2 separate regions of the Mus musculus genome follow, and region 1 is linked to region 2. A link is a loop called in an ENCODE intact Hi-C map of the cell type or tissue named here. Cell type or tissue: left cerebral cortex. All regions are shown on one strand.

Region 1 (8,000 bases), 500 kb after region 2:
CCAGCCCATCAAGCAGGAATAGCCTGAGAGACATAACTGGTCACATTCTAGCCACAGCCAAGGGTAGAAAGAAAGACTGTACATGACTGCTTTCTACTGTCTCTCTCTGTCTTCAGCCTCGTGCCCTGCCCATGAAATGGTATTAGCCACTTTAAGGATCGGTCTTTCTTCTTAAGAAAGTTTCTCAAAAGTTATACCCATAGGCCAACATAATCTAGACAATTTTTCACTGAGACTTCAGACTATCAAGCTGACAATTAAAACTACTAATCACACCTATGTGCTTTAGTTCATGGAGAGAGCTATTCTCAAATGTCATTTATCTGGCAGACTAGACCAGACCTTTTAAAAATTGCTTCTTTTATTGTTTTGAGATTATAATATAATAGTTTAATAGTCATTATAATAATATATAATAGTCATTTCCATTTTCTCTTTGCTTTTTCCAAACCCTCCCATATATCACTCCTTGTTCACTTTGAAACCACCATGGGCTTTCTTTCCATTAGTTGTTGATATACATATATATATATATATATATATATATATATATATATATATATATATATATATATATCCACAAACATACACACACACACACATGCTCAGTCTGTATGCAGTACTGACCATATCATATTAGATAACTGACTGCTGTGCTCATTTGTCCCTGTGGAAGGCCATTTCTCCCACTGTCAGCATCTCTTAGTTGCTTGTAGATTTCTGTGTAGAGTTGAGTCCCACCCGCTACCCCTCCCCCCTGCCCCAGTAGCATGCCTATTGTTATTGTCCTTGTTTGTTCAGCTCATGTTTAGTCAGACATGTTAGTGAGACTTTGTGGGTGTGGCTTCTGTAATTACTCCAAGACACAGTTTCAAAGCAATCTTCCTGATTCTCTAGTTCTTAGAGTATTTCTGCCCTCTTTTTCTTCACGGTTCCCTGAGGCTTAGATGTAGGAGTTATGCTGTAGATGCATCCGTTGGGACTGGGATCTACAACTCTGCATTTTGACTGGCTGTGGTCTTGTCTCCTGGTCTCTCCACCCTCAACTGTCTAGTCCCATCTCTCTTCCTAATGCTCAAGCTGCTCCACTTCTCTTTCTTTCCCATCTGACTCACAAACTTGTATAGTGGCAAGTGAGAACCTGTGGCTTGCCCACGTAACTTGGAGCAGAGTAGGGCTGTAGGCATCTTTCTGTTGTCACACTGTATGCCATGAAAAAACACAGATCTCTGTCTGTCTTCCTCCTCCCACACTGTCCTGCCTGGATTTGATTTGATTTTTATTTGTCCTAGGCATGAAAGAGCTTTAATCAACAAGCCAAGAATCAAGCTAGATTGAACAAAGGACAGCCATATGCTTTGCTAAGAACAACACCATCGACAAGGGTGTCCCTTTGCCCACTGCTGGTGGTGATGGAGCACCTGTGTGTCTTGTAGGCACTTCCTATCTCTAGGCATATTATATATTTATTTTGCTATTTTCTCCTTACTTTACAGTTTTGGAGATTAAACCCAGAGCCTTATTTATGCCAGGCAAGGGCTCTACCACTGAGTTATACCTTCATGTTCCAGTTATAGATATATTGACCATTCATCTGACCCAGATGCAATAAAAACAAGGGACTTAAATAATTTATTGCTATCTCCATAGCTGATTCATATTCACATATCTGCAAGCCCTTATATAACACTTAAAAGATTCGCTGGGTTATTGCAGATCTGCAGACATTTTATTAAATACAGTATTTCATTTGTGACTTGCATCAGTAGTCAGTGGAATGTGACTTTTATTCTTGTGGTATTCAGTCTGAGCCGCTCTAGTAGGATCACAGGCTTGGGGGTTCTTAAATGTTTCCCATTACTAAACCTCCCCCACAGCTTTGCCAAAAATTGTATGATATTACAGGTACATAGGTCCTTTAGCTACTTTACCCATTGTTAGGACAAAATACCTTGAGTAACTTCAATGAGAAACAGTTTACTTGGCTTGTAGTTCCAGGGAACAGTCTATCATAGCTTAGAATCCACAGCCACAGGAGTTGGAATGATCTGGCCACAGCGCATATGCAGTCAAGAAGCAGGAGATGAATACTTGTACTTGGGTTGCTATGTCTTTTATATCCAGTCCAGGGCCCCATCCCACTGAAATCACACCATCCATGTATAGGGTGCATCTTCCTGCATTGTTTAATCTCTCAGCCTTGCTAATATAGTCTGGATAACCACAGCAGGTGTACCCAGAGGTTTGTCTCATGAATGGTTCTAGGCCCTGTCATCCTGACAATCAATACTAACTAAAACAACAGGTCTATAAAATAGTTCACAAATCAAGCATTTACTTATAGTAAGTTGTAAGGAAATTTATTTTAAATTAATGTTTTGGTGTATTACCAAAAATGAAAATGAAAATTTCTACTAATGATATGGGGATGCTTTTTTATTTTGCACAAGTGATTGATTACCTGCGACATATTTGATACTGCAGGATGTAAAACATCTTCCAAAATGTTTTTTTGGAGTTGATAGATATTTTGAGTGTTTTAAACAGTCAATGCTAAGAGTGCTGCTTCATGTATAAAATGACAGAAGTTTGTTTAGAACCATTTCAGAAGTCATTGGTAATTTGGGCTCATCCTAACCCCCGCTATATTTAATGTGTTTTTCAAAAAAATAAAATTTAACTCAGAAGAAAAATGAAAGGTTCTATTTTTAATTATGTGTATAAGTATGTGTCTTGAAGTAGGTTTGTGTACAAGAACACAGTGCCTTCATAGGCCATAAATGAATACAGGGAGGACCACAAAAACTGGCAACAGTCCTACATCTTTAACTGTGTGACAGCAAAATGTGACTGTAAAGCACATGGGTGACAAATCCAGGATGCTCTGACAGTGCTCAACACTATTGAGTGGCTTCACTGCAGCCCTGGTTAGGACAAGGAGATAAGTCGCTTGGTCATGTGACACATCCATGTAGCATGAACAAACGTGGCCTGAAGTGCTGGGTCAGACTGGAAATATTGCTAGGGAATGAACTGCAGTGTTTTTACTGTATACACAAAGACTGTTGCAGCTACGCAAGCATAGAAGTGTATGGAAACAAATACTTAATATTTTTCTACTGCTACCTATATATAAGTATCACATTAGTTTATCTTTAAATTACATCGAATTACAATCTTTGGTTTAAAATATTTGCTCTTTCAGCCCCAGGAGAGATGCCTCAGGGATTAAAAATGTGTACTGCCATTGCAGAATACCAGAGTTCGGTTCCCAGCGCACATGTAGCTCACAGCTGTCTGGGACTGCAGCTGTAGGGAATTTGAAACCCTCTTCTGGCCTATGAAGGCACTGTGCTCTTGTACACAAACCTACTTCAAGACACATACTTATACACATAATTTAAAATGCTAATCTGGGACTCAGTGGTCCAGCATGCTGAAGCAGTTCTCCCATCTGATCTACGGGCCTTTTTGCATAGAAAAGGCCCTTTGTACATGTAGGTTTCAAACTACTTTTGTTTTATTATTTACCAGTTATAATTTGGAGCTGGGAAGATAACTCAGTTGCTGAAATGCTTGACACACAAACATGAAAACCTGAGTACAAATCTCTTGTACCCGTACAAAGCTAGACATAGTGGTGCCTGTCTGAAATCTTAGCACTGGGGAGGCAAGGATAGGAAAATCCTTGTTAACTAATCCAGTTCTCTTAAAGTCCCTTTCTCAAAAGGTAAGAGTGATAGAGGAAGACTTGCTATCAACTTGTGACCTCCAAGCACATGTATACACACTTTCACATTCACAGAAACATACATACATATGAACTTGCGAATGAGTAAGTGCACACACACACAAAAGCACACAGTTGCAGTTATTTTTTTTTAATTCAGCATTGTTTCACAGTTTAGTTTATAGTAGGAGTTCTTCTTCAAACTGTTATCCTCTTTTCTCTAAGATGAAGAAATGGGAATCCTCTGAGGTAGAATATCCTAAATAGACCACTTGGTTCCTAAAGGAGGAGGAGTGGGATTTAATCTCAGATCATCCTCTCTCTATTTACTCACAACACAGTCTGGTTATCCACATGGCCACAGAGAACTGTCCTGTACTCTCTTGTCTGAGTTGCTTACTGCAGGAAGCATCTGCTGGGGTTGGACCCTCTTTTCCCATGTAACTCCATACTGGAGAGCTCTGTGGATTTACAGCCTTAATTATTTATCTTTCTCTTCTGGAATAAAGATGCTAAGTGGCTAGCTATTTCTGTCCATTTCAGTGCCTGTGGAGGCCTGCTGGTAACAGGGAAAAAATTCTGGAAGTCTGTGGCGCAAAGCCATTTTTCCTGGCTACAAGCAGGGTCCTGAGAACTACAGAGAGCTCATGCATCTTCTAAAAAAAAAATCTTTATGCCAGAAATAAAACTGATTTCTACTTCTGCAAAAGAATTCTACTTCTGCAAAAGATATGCTTATGTGTTTAAAGCAAAACCCAGCAGTGTCTACTAGAGACAAACAAAAGAGAATCAGAGTAATCAGGAAAAAATAAACTCCCCCATGAGTCATGCAAATTCCAAAACAACATTTCTGCAAAGGCCACTGGACATAGAACTCTTGTGATGCTGTGTCCTTTACAGATTTAAGCTAATACAAAGTAAATAAATACATGTTCTTGTAAAAAATGGTAAATATGTGTATATACATGCACACACGCAAATATTGTTTTTAAATATATCTTTAAGATGACAGATTCCCCCCCCCCGCAGGATTAGATGATGGCTTTAGTGGCTAAATATTTCTGTGACTTGTCAGCACACCTCAGATTCCTAGAAACCTCAAAGGCAGTCAACTCAGATTCAAAATGTCATGAGATGTATCCACCACTAATTTATCTATTTCTTTATGGTTATTTTCTTTTTTTCCCCAAAACAATTTTTATTAGATACTTTCTCATTTACATTTCAAATGCTATCCCAAAAGTGCCCTATAACCTCCTTCTGCCTTGCTCCCCAACCTACCCACTCCCACATCCTGGCCCTGGCATTCCCCTGTACCGGGCCATATAATCTTTGCAAGACCAAGGGCATCTCCTCCCAAAGATGGCCAACTATGCCATCTTCTGCTACATATGAAGCTAGAGACATGAGCTCGGGGGGGGGGGGGGGAACTGGTTAGTTCATATTGCTGTTCCTCCTATAGGGTTGCAGACCCCTTCAGCTCCTTGGGTACTTTCTCTAGCTCCTCCAATGGGGGCCCTGTGTTCCATCCAATAGATGACTATGAGCATCCTCTTCTGTATTTGCCAGGCACTGGCATAGCCTCACAAGGGACAGCTATTTCAGGGTTCTGTCAGCAAAATCTTGCTGGCCTATGCAATAATGTCTGGGTTTGGTGGCTGTTTATGGGATGGATCCCCAGGTGGGGCAGTCTCTGGATGGTCTTTCCTTCCATCTCAGCTCCAAACTTTGTCTCTGTAACTCCTTTCATGGGTATTTTTTCCCCGTTCTAGAGGCGGAATGAAGTATCCACACTTTGGTCTTCCTTCTTCTTGAGTTTCATGTGTTTTGCAAATTGTATCTTGGGTATTCTGACACTCTGGGCTAATATCCACTTATCAGTGAGTGCATATCATGTGAGTTCTTTTGTGATTGGGTTACCTCACTCAGGATGATATTTTCTAGCTCCATTCATTTGCTTATGAATTTCATAAATTCATTGTTTTTAATAACTAAGTAGTACTCCATTGTGTAAATGTATCACATTTTCTGTACCCATTCCTTTGTTGAGGGGCATCTGTGTTCTTTCCAGCTTCTGACTATTATAAATAAGGCTGCTATGAGCATAGTGGAGCACGTGTCCTTATTACAAGTTGGAACATATTCTCGGAATATGTTCAGGAGAGGTATTGATGGATCTTCTTGTAGTACTATGTCCAATTTTCTGAGGAACTGCCAGACTGATTTCGAGAATGGCTGTACCAGCTTGCAATCCCACCAGCAATGGAAAAGTTTTCCTCTTTCACCACATCCTCAACAGCATCTACTGTCACCTGAATTTTTGATCTTAGCCATTCTGACTGGTGAGAGGTGGAATCTCAGGTTGTTTTGCATTTCCCTGATGATTAAGGATGTTGAATATTTTTCAGGTGCTTCTCAGCCATTTGGTATTCCTCAGTTGAGAATTCTTTGTTTAGCACTGTACTCCATTTTTTAATAGGGTTATTTGATTTTCTGGAGGCCAACTTCTTGAGTTCTTTGTATATATTTTGCTGTATATTGCTTTTATTATGTTTAGATATGGGCCTTGAATTCCTGAGTTTTCCAAGACTTTTTATCATGAATGAGTGTTGGATTTTGCCAAATGCTTTCTCAGCATCTAATGAGACGATCATGTGGTTTTTGTCTTTGAGTTTGTTTATATAGTGGATTATGTTGATGGATTTCTGTATCTTAAACCATTACTGCATCCCTGGGATGAAGCCTACTTGATTATGATGGATGATCATTTTGATCTGTTCTTGGACTCAGTTTGAGAGAATTTTATTTACTATTTTTGCACCGATATTCATAAGGAATATTGGTCTGACGTTCTCTATCTTTGTTGGGTTTTTATGTGGTTTAGGTATCAGAGTAATTGTGGCTTCATAGAATGAATTGGGTAGAGTACCTTCTGTTTCTATTTTGTGAAATAGTTTGAGGAGAATTGGAATTAGGTCTTCTTTGAATATCTGATAGAACTCTGCACTAAACTCATCTGGTTAGGAGAAATGGGAGTGTTTAGATCATTAACTGATCCAGATTTAGCTTTGTTACCTGGTATCTGTCTAGAAATTGTCCATTTAATCCCAGTTTTCCTTTTTTGTTGAGTATAGTCTTTTGTAGTAGGATCTGATAATGTTTTGGATTTCCTCAGGCTCTGTTGTTATGTCTTCCTTTTCATTTCTGATTTTGTTAATTAGGATGCTATCCCTGTGCCCTCTAGTTAGTCTGGAAAAGGGTTTATCTATCTTGTTGATTTTCTCAAAGAACCATCTCCTCGTTTGGTTGATTCTTTGTATAGTTCTTTTTGTTTTCACTTGGTTGATTTCTTCCCTAAGTTTGATTATTTTCTGCTATTTACTCCTCTTGGATGAATTTGCTTCCTTTTGTTCTAGAGCTTTTAGGTGTGCTGTCAAGCTGCTAGTTTATGCTCTCTCCAGTTTCTTTTTGGAAGCACTCAAGACTATGAGTTTTCCTCTTAGGACTGCCTTCATTGTGTCCCATAAGTTTGGGTTTGTTGTGGCTTCATTTTCATTAAACTCTAAAAAGTTTTTAATTTCTTTTTTTATTTCTTCCTTGACCAAGGAATCATTGAGTAGAGTGTTGTTCAATTTCCATGTGAATGTTGGCTTTCTATTATTTATGTCATTATTGAAGATCAGCCTTAGTCCGTGGTGATCTGGTAGAATGCATAGGATAATGTCAATATTTTTGTATCTGTTGAGGCCTGTTTTGTGACCAATTAATTATATATTCAGTTCGTGAAGTGCTGAAAAGAAGGTATATACTTTTGTTTTAGGATAAAATGTTTTGTAGATATCTGTTAAATCCATTTGTTGCATAGCTTCTGTTAGTTTTACTGTGTCTCTGTTTAGTTTCTGTTTCCAGGATCTGTACATTGAGGAGAGTGGGGTGTTGAAGTCTCCCACTATGATTGTGTGAGGTGCAATGTGTGCTTTGAGCTTCACTAAAGTTTCCTTAATGAATGTAGATGTCCTTACATTTGGAGCATAGATATTCAGAATTGAGAGTTCATCTTGGAAGATTTTACCTTTGATGAGTATGAAGTGCCCTCTTTGTCTTTTTTGATATCTTTGGGTTGAAAGTCAATTTTATTCAATATTAGAATGGCTACTCCAGCTTGTTTCTTGGGACCATTTGCTTGGAAAATTGTTTTCCAGCCTTTTACTCTGAGGTAGTGTCTGTCTTCTTCCATGAGGTGGGTTTCCTGTATGCAGAAAAATGTTGG
Region 2 (8,000 bases):
GGCCAGCCTACGCTACATACACAGCAAATTCCTGTCAAAACAAAAACCAACAATGTCTATTGGTGTCATCCTTGTTCGGATCACGCTTAGGCAGCCATGTTGATGAGACTTCACGGCTGTAGCTTGTGACATATTTAGGAGACACCGTCTCATATAGAAGGGGGAAAGCTCACAAGGACTCAATTATAAAGGAAAAACCCAAACTGCAGGCAGCCAAGGAATGCTGAGTGCGCACGAAACAGGCTTCCCCAAGGAAAAGCACAGGAATCGGTTATCCAAATACCAAATGATCAGCCCTAAAAGTAACATTATACAGTCTGAGCAGGTTGTATTTATGTATCTGGTATTACACACACAGGCACACACACACACAGAGACACACACAGAAAACAGCAATTAAAGAAAAAAAGATATGAATTTGAAAGAGAACAAGGGGGTACACAGGAGAGTTTGAAGGGGGAGAGGGGGAAGAGAAAAGCTGTGTAATTATAATCTTAAAATACAAACAAACACAAAGGAAAGAACTCCTACAACAGTAGGAGCCGTGACCCAGCAGAGGCAGACGGTTTTGAGGGGGAGCCTTAAATACTGATCTTCCTTCTCCCTCGGGAGTCATGAACAAAGCACAGGATTAATGTAGTGTGTGCACAGTCTTAGGAGGACACCAAGCCATTTTCTTCCAAGTGAGTGATGTTCATGAACGCAATTTTGAAATCTCATAAGGAATCTTAAAGATTTCAGGGCAGCTCATTCACCCTTCTGGGCGCCGCTCTTAGGAACGGGACTCGATGACAGGAACAGTCCTGGTCCCAAAGCAGGCTCTCCTCACAGGCTGCCTGTCGCCCGCCACAGGAAGTCTCCAGCCTACATGTGGGTACTATTTCCCAAGCTCATTGTAAGATCTAAAACATGTGTTTCCCCTCGGCGTGTTCTATAGCTGAAGGTTACGGTTCCAGACAAGGACACCAAAGCCACTTCACCAAAGTCACTTTTAATGATAGTACATCACTGCAAATGGGCATACCAATGACATTATGGGTCACATAAATTTTAGCAAATGAATATAGAAATCGAACGCACTTAGGGAACTTCCCAATTTACACACTGGTATGTTACCAACAGAAATAGTCAAGTCTTCTGCCCTGCCATCTTCATCACAGGCATGCAACTGACAAAGCTCGCCAAACACAAGCAGGCGGAAGGAGAGGGCAGGCAGCAAAGGCAAGACAGCAAGCATGGGTCTCCACTACCATATCCCATGGAGCCTATGGCTGAGGTGTAGATCCCACGGGATACCTTACCACTTCAAACACCAGCTGTCTACCCCCCAGAAAGAAAAGTCAGCCACTGGCAGGAATACGTAGGAGACTAAGGAGGGCATGGCACCTCAAACACAGGTGCCTCCAGCTTAGCTCCAATCCTAAAGGACACTACTTGTCTGGCCGAACGGCCAGCATTCTGTTTCCCTCCATTAAGTTATGAGCTTTGATCAAGGCATCCAGGCCAGGACCAGGTCCTGGCACAGAATGAACACATAACACACAAGTCTGTGAAGAGGAGTTCCCAAGGAATTCTCTCCAGTTATCGTGGGAACGAGTGAAAGTCAGCGGTAGGAGATGGAGCCTTAAGTATTTGTTCCCTCACCCATAGTCCACCAACCCTGTTTTATGTGGGAATGTTTATAACTGTGAGAAAAAACGCTAGTGTTACCCTTCCCTCCCTGGCAGTTTTCATTTAAAGAGCCCTTGAAATACTTGGTAAGTGATGCCTATAAACACCTATTAAAATGCAGCTTTATAGGAGGTTAAATCATTTATAATGGAGTCCGGTAGTACAGGGTACCAGTTGCAACAGAATTCCTAGAAGGGCTTGCTGGATTAACCTACATCGTCTAGAGAAACAGTTTAGTTATGATGATGTCCAACAACCCAGTCCAGTATTATTTAAAAGTAAGGCTGAATTTAAAGACGTCAATACTGGATGTTTCAATTCTGGGTTTTATGACAGGGCCACTTTGTGCCAGAGCAGATAATCTATCCAGGCAGAATTTTAAAGCTCAGTATATCTGCCTTTATCCAAAAGGGAAAGACCAAGGAGGGGCACCACGATACAGATCTGGTGGATGAGAGGGGACAGCATTTTAAAAAGAAAGACATATCAGGTAATAGGAAAATGGAAACTTGACAGAGGGACCAAATGTTTCACGCGGACCTAATTCGATTCTTCTCAAACTCGAGGAACAAAAGCAACCAGAACAGGAAAATGACTTTGAGTTTTAACTAACGAGTAAGCATCTAGTCCTTTTCCTAAAGGAAGGGACAAAAATAGAAGTGAAAGAAAGGTATCATGACTGGTAAATGGGCAGGGCCTTTTCAGAAGGAAGTTACACAGCCTGACCTCAACAATACATCTCGGCTTGCCCACAGGAGATGCCCATGCCTCAACCATTTCCATGATGCTGCCCTTTCTCTTCTCCCCACTGCTCACATGACATTAAGCCATTCAGGGTGAGCCTAATACTGACCTGTATCAGAACACATAAACATGTCTCGCTTCCTTCAAAAACTCTGCTTTCTCTAGGCCCCACTCCAACCGTTCTCCTGCCGGCTTCTTGCTCGTATCATGCTCCACTCATTTCAATTCATCAATATGCTGCTTTGTAACAGTTTATATATTTGTTTCACACATATATAGGTGTACTATGTGAAAATGGAAGCAAATAACATATGGGTTTCCTGGTTTCTCTTGTACCGCCTCCTTCTTTAGCTGTCATCGTTCTTAGTTCACAGTGGAAGGCACAGGAATTAATTAACTGAACGTCAAATGCCTGAATCCAGGGTATCAAATGATTACTTGGGTAGTACACAGCATTTAAAAAAGCTTCACACTCCAAATATGAACAGGCAGGTAAGGAAGAAATAAAACCACAAGGTTAGACTGTGAGCCTTATTCATAGTTGGTTAGGATACTACCCAACACACACACATACATACACACATACACACACACATACACCACACACACACACACACACACACACACACACACGCACACACACATACACCACACACACACATACACACACCATGGTGAGGCATATTAAGTAAAGCACTAATGTATATACAATTTAGCTTTCAGGATTTATAAGATTATTTTCAGATATTAGGGATGAGAAGTCAATTTAAAATGATGTGTTATTAATAATAAAAATTGTTATACTGGTGCTTTCTAAGTTCAAGCTGTCCTATGTGTTTGTGTGTGTGTGTGTGTGTGTGTGTGTGTGTGTGTGTGTGGAGTGTGGAGTGGGTGAGTATGTGTGTGTGTCCACCCAAGACCAAAGGAACTCTTTCCCCTGTTTGCAGTTGCTTGAGAATTTTCCACGAACCACCTCCCTTTTTTTGTCAAATGCACCTTATGACATTATACAACTCTGGAGAGATGCCACTACTTAAACCTCTAAATAGTGCACATGGTCAAATTAACCAGATCCCAGCACCAAGAGCCACCAGTTGCCCGTTCTACAGAGCCTGTCTCATGTCAGCTGGGCAGGAAATACCAGATTCCAAAGGCTGGAATGAAAGAAAGCCCAAACCAACCACAGAGTTACAAAATCAGCCATCAATTTGTCTAATTAAAACTCCATTTAATATTTCATTAAAATGGAATTCTGGTGGTCTCAAGAAATATGCATTTAAAAGAGCTATGTAGCCACTTCTTAAATACCTATCATGACTTACAGAGACCGGCTACGGCCAATGATCCTGGGCTTAAGGTTCCTAAAGAATCATGCATTTTCATATATTTTAGCCAAGAACTTTACCAAAAGAACCTCTCCGTGACCATCGCACCACCTGGAGCGTGGGCCGAACTTTTCATTTTATTTCTCTCTTTGGCCAATAGATGGCAACCTCTATTGGGCAGGAGAATCAGATTCAGAGCAGGCAGGCAGGCATGTCCTCCCTCCCACCAAGACCCAGCACATTTTTTCTTTTTTTCCTTTTAAGCATTGAGCTATTTCATAATGAATTAGTGAGCAAGAAAACAAAATATTTTTAAGTTATTTTGCTATTGCAACTCTGACTTTGTAAAGGAAAATGGAGTTCTGAAAAACCAAAGGTTTTCCTCAAAGAGGAAATGGACACACTAAATGGACAAAGCAGAAGTGAACTGCAGCTCTGGGTATGGTTTTGCCAGTACTATGCCCTCTGAAGATACAGTATGGAGTCAACTAAACTCTGCCTAACAGATCCATGACCCTGGAATGGTTTATACCTAAGTGGCACAAACAGTTGGGCCTGATTGCCTATACTTATAATTCTAGCTCTAGAGAAGCTGAGGCAGGAGGATTATCATGAGTTTAGAGGTCAGCTTGGGTGTGTGTGTGTGTGTGTGTGTGTAAAGTATTAGTCTCCTAGGACTAAAGAAGAACAGTCTTGGAAAACAAAACAAGAAACAAACAGAAAACAGAACTAGATACTATTGAAGCAGGCAAAGGAAAACATGAGTAGAGACTCCTAATGAGCATCATTCAAGCAACAATGTTCCATGTTAAATGAAAACTCTGTGCTAAGAAACGAAACCATTCCAGGTTCCAGGGTGCCTGCGCCTGGGAAAGCACCGAGCTGTGGAGAAAAACGCATTTTGCCACAGAACACAGCTGGTCCTGTCTGCCTTCCACGGACGAGGAGGAGAACTCTCAGGTGAGGTAGAAGAGGCAGCTGGTCTAAACATGACAATTCTGCTGTCATTTCTCCCTCAAACACCGACAAAGAGAGCGTCGAAGCGTTTGCTATCTCCCATGATCTCCTGCTTTGTGCGTGGTTTCAGCTGTTTAACTTGGCCCTTGGCCTCTATTTCCTGTGGCCGGGCAATCTCAATTCCTTTCATTTTCGTCAGGTTCAAACATATCACTTAAGTCTAAGAAACACTGAGTGTGTGTGTGTGTGTGTGTGTGTGTGTGTGTGTGTGTTCAATGTGTCCTTTCTGTTTTGAGAATTATCATCAATGAGCCTTAGGTCCTGGGGTCTTCTGGGAGTGGAGGTGTGTCTGAGAGAGCTCCCACACAGCTCATTCCTGGCCATCGATCCCATTTTACAGATGAGAAAGCCAAGGCTATGTATGTTATGGTACCATCTTTAGGTCATGCAGCAAATACTTCACAGTGACTAAGACGGACTCTCAGCCAAGGATGCCACTGGAAGTTTTTAATGCCTGACTTATTTACAAGTTCACCATGTAACTGAGACCATAGTGCAATGGCTACCCCTTTGGCTGTACAATAGCAGAAACCAATCTTCATCCCAGGCACTTTACACCAGATTCAAGGGCGCACACATAATAAATGATGCAGAAGCCAAACAGTTTGTCTTTCTTTTTTTTTTTTTTTCCTCTAAAGTATATTTGTACAAATTCCCAAATGTCCCGAAAAACTGTTCCTACTGCTGACTGTGTCCGTTTTTACTCTAATTAAGAACTGTCAAAGACAACTGGGAATGGCCAATGTACTTGAGTAGTCTAAATTGCTTTGTTCTACAGATTCTCTTTGGCGAGAAAACGAGATGGGTAACAAGGATTGTTCTGTGCTATACATGGAGGATGTTGAGATGGGATCTTCCATCCCAGAGACAGCAGCTAGGTCTGAGAGTCAACCTGAGGCGCGCCACTTGGATGCCCGGTTTAATCCCGACAGGAACTGTGAGTGAGTTCCCCCTTCCATTCTGCCCCTTTTCGTAAGAGGCTGAGAGAGTTGCCTCTGTGGATTTCCCAGAAACTCTGTCAAACCCACGGGAGGGGCAACGCAACAACAGCATCTGACAGAGTTTTAAAGAGAACACAGCAGAAGTAAGCGCTGCTCTTTACCTCTGCTTCTAGTCACCTGTATTGATCAGAGCAACTCAAACGAGAACCTTTCTCCAGAAAGGACACTGATTGCTCTGCCACTATTACTGGAAAACGAAAAACATCAACAACAATAGGTCTCACCAGTTAACTCTCCAGAAACAGTTAGCCAGCTAATCAACACAACATTAATATATTTAGCATGAGTTATGATTGTGGTTAAAGCTAAAACGTCTTTTTGGTACCCACAAAAATTTAATTTATTACTTGACGTAAAATAAAATATGCAATTAGAAAAAAATTTTTTCCATGAAGCCCACTGAGTGTAGCTTAATATTTCTAATTAAAATAAATAAGCCCCAACGTCTTTAATTATGACCCATTTAGGTAAGACTTTCGACACATGCTTTCTGCTAAATCCTACTGAAAGAAAAAAAAAAAATTTCCATCACTCAGGCCTGTCTCCACGTAAATATACTCAATTGCTTCATGCTTCTGATTTTTTCTTCTACTAGGTATCCAGAAAAAGAAAACCTCGTTAAATCATTTCAATTTTAAAAGGTTTTAATATAAACAGAAAACTAAAAACACCACTCAGGATTTCAGCGTGCAGAACTTTTATTTGCCCTTGATAAGCACATATTGTCACTTTTATGTATCTGTCAAATCCACAGGAACGTAATCCCAACAGAGAATATAATGAATGTAGTCACAGAAAACTCCAAATTAATGATTTAATTTAAACTTCAGCTGTTTAATCTTTTCACTGTAAGAGACCAGAATATTTTATGCTTGATCCCAGAGGATTAGGTAGTGACCATAAAGAAAGGAAACTGGGGTTATGGGGTTACTCAATTGTCCATGAAGCCTAAGAAACCATTTTATTTGACGGCAGAGGGAGGTTGAGACAAGTTTTCTCTGTGTGACCCTGGCTGTCCTGGAACTCACTCTATAGAACAGGCTGGCCTCAAACTCAGAGAGTCATTTGCCTCTGCCTCCCCAGTGCTGGGATTAAGGGTGTGACCCACTAAGGTTCAACTAAGGAACCATTTTATACACTTTCAATTAAGCAGTCCTTTGTCGCTTGGGTCCACTCGATTGTGCAACAATTGGCAGGCTGTCCACTCTGGGTGCCAAGGATGATCAGCCTCTGATCCGAACAGCACCTGCTTTATGTGGAAGGCTGGGGCTGGGGCCAGCCTCGCAGCAAGGCGAGTTTTTGGTAGCGAGCATGCTGAACCAGTCTCTTCCACAACCTGTTGACAATGGCTTACACTTATTTTCTCCAGCAGTCATTTGGGAAAGATACAACTACTGGTGCAAACTCCTACTTAGCTAGGCTATTCCTGCCCTGTGCTGGAAACAGAAATCTATTTTTTAATATTTTATTTAATAGTTATACCTGCATATACATTGATCAAAGTCCACTCTTTCCTCGCCTCCACTACACTTCTCCCAACTTCATGTTGTTCTTTCTTTTTCTTTTTCTTTTTTTTAATTTCCCCCAAAATTTCTGCAGATGTGTGTTACACGTCCCATGAAGGCTGCAGCTCAAGAAAGCAGGGGCTCACACACCAGTCACCCACTGCAGCACTCAGAGCTTCCCAACCGTCCCTGCCCTCTTCTCACTGAAACTTCCCTTCAAGAATTTTGTAGGTTATGACCTCTATGGAGGGCTCTTCCCAGAACTGAATTTTCTCTGAGGAAAATCTTCTCATCTTCTGGGAGTTCATAGGACAGGGTGATTTTTTTTTTCTTAAACAGGAAATGAACAACAAAACTTTGCAAAGTTTTATATGTCTGATCGCAGCAGCAGAACAAATCTTGCCTTAATCGACATTCTCCTTCAGCAGTTAGAATCCAGTAGGTCTTACGTGCCTATCACTAAGGTTTAGAACTTAACAGTTCTCCCCATCCTGAGGCAGAAAGCAGCTTTCCCATAATACAGAAGAGCACAGGGTTCAAAATGGGTTTCCCTCCTTCATCTTGGCCCTTTGTGGAAACTGTGACAGTAGACCAGTGGGAATTCTGGCAGGAAGCAAGTCTCATCAGAGACTGACATTTTGTTTAGTTTACAAAAAAAAAAAAAAAAAAAAAAAAAAAGGAGGGGGAGAAAGAGGAGGAGGAAGAGGAAGAGGAGGAAGAAGAGGAGGAGGCAGCAG

What was found. Peaks named below come from ENCODE experiments on the same cell type or tissue, not always from the same donor. Only the 100,000 strongest peaks of a DNase experiment are listed, where the experiment ranks them.
Region 1: it touches region 2 in a loop (2.2-fold over the local background); 3 of 42 quality-filtered maps call a loop at or near these places.

The regions. Positions count from the first base shown.
Region 1 is chr13:102,235,752-102,243,751 of GRCm38, forward strand. No RefSeq gene overlaps it. Among named protein-coding and RNA genes, the nearest start is that of Gm36703, 110 kb to the right of the region's middle. In left cerebral cortex, no CTCF peak of the experiment used is centred here; a DNase peak (open chromatin) is centred at 4,180.
Region 2 is chr13:101,732,005-101,740,004 of GRCm38, forward strand. The region is part of intron 2 of Pik3r1 (phosphoinositide-3-kinase regulatory subunit 1); the gene reads right to left. Among named protein-coding and RNA genes, the nearest start is that of Pik3r1, 32 kb to the right of the region's middle. In left cerebral cortex, a CTCF peak has its summit at 3,898 (motif pointing right); DNase peaks (open chromatin) are centred at 58 and 3,899.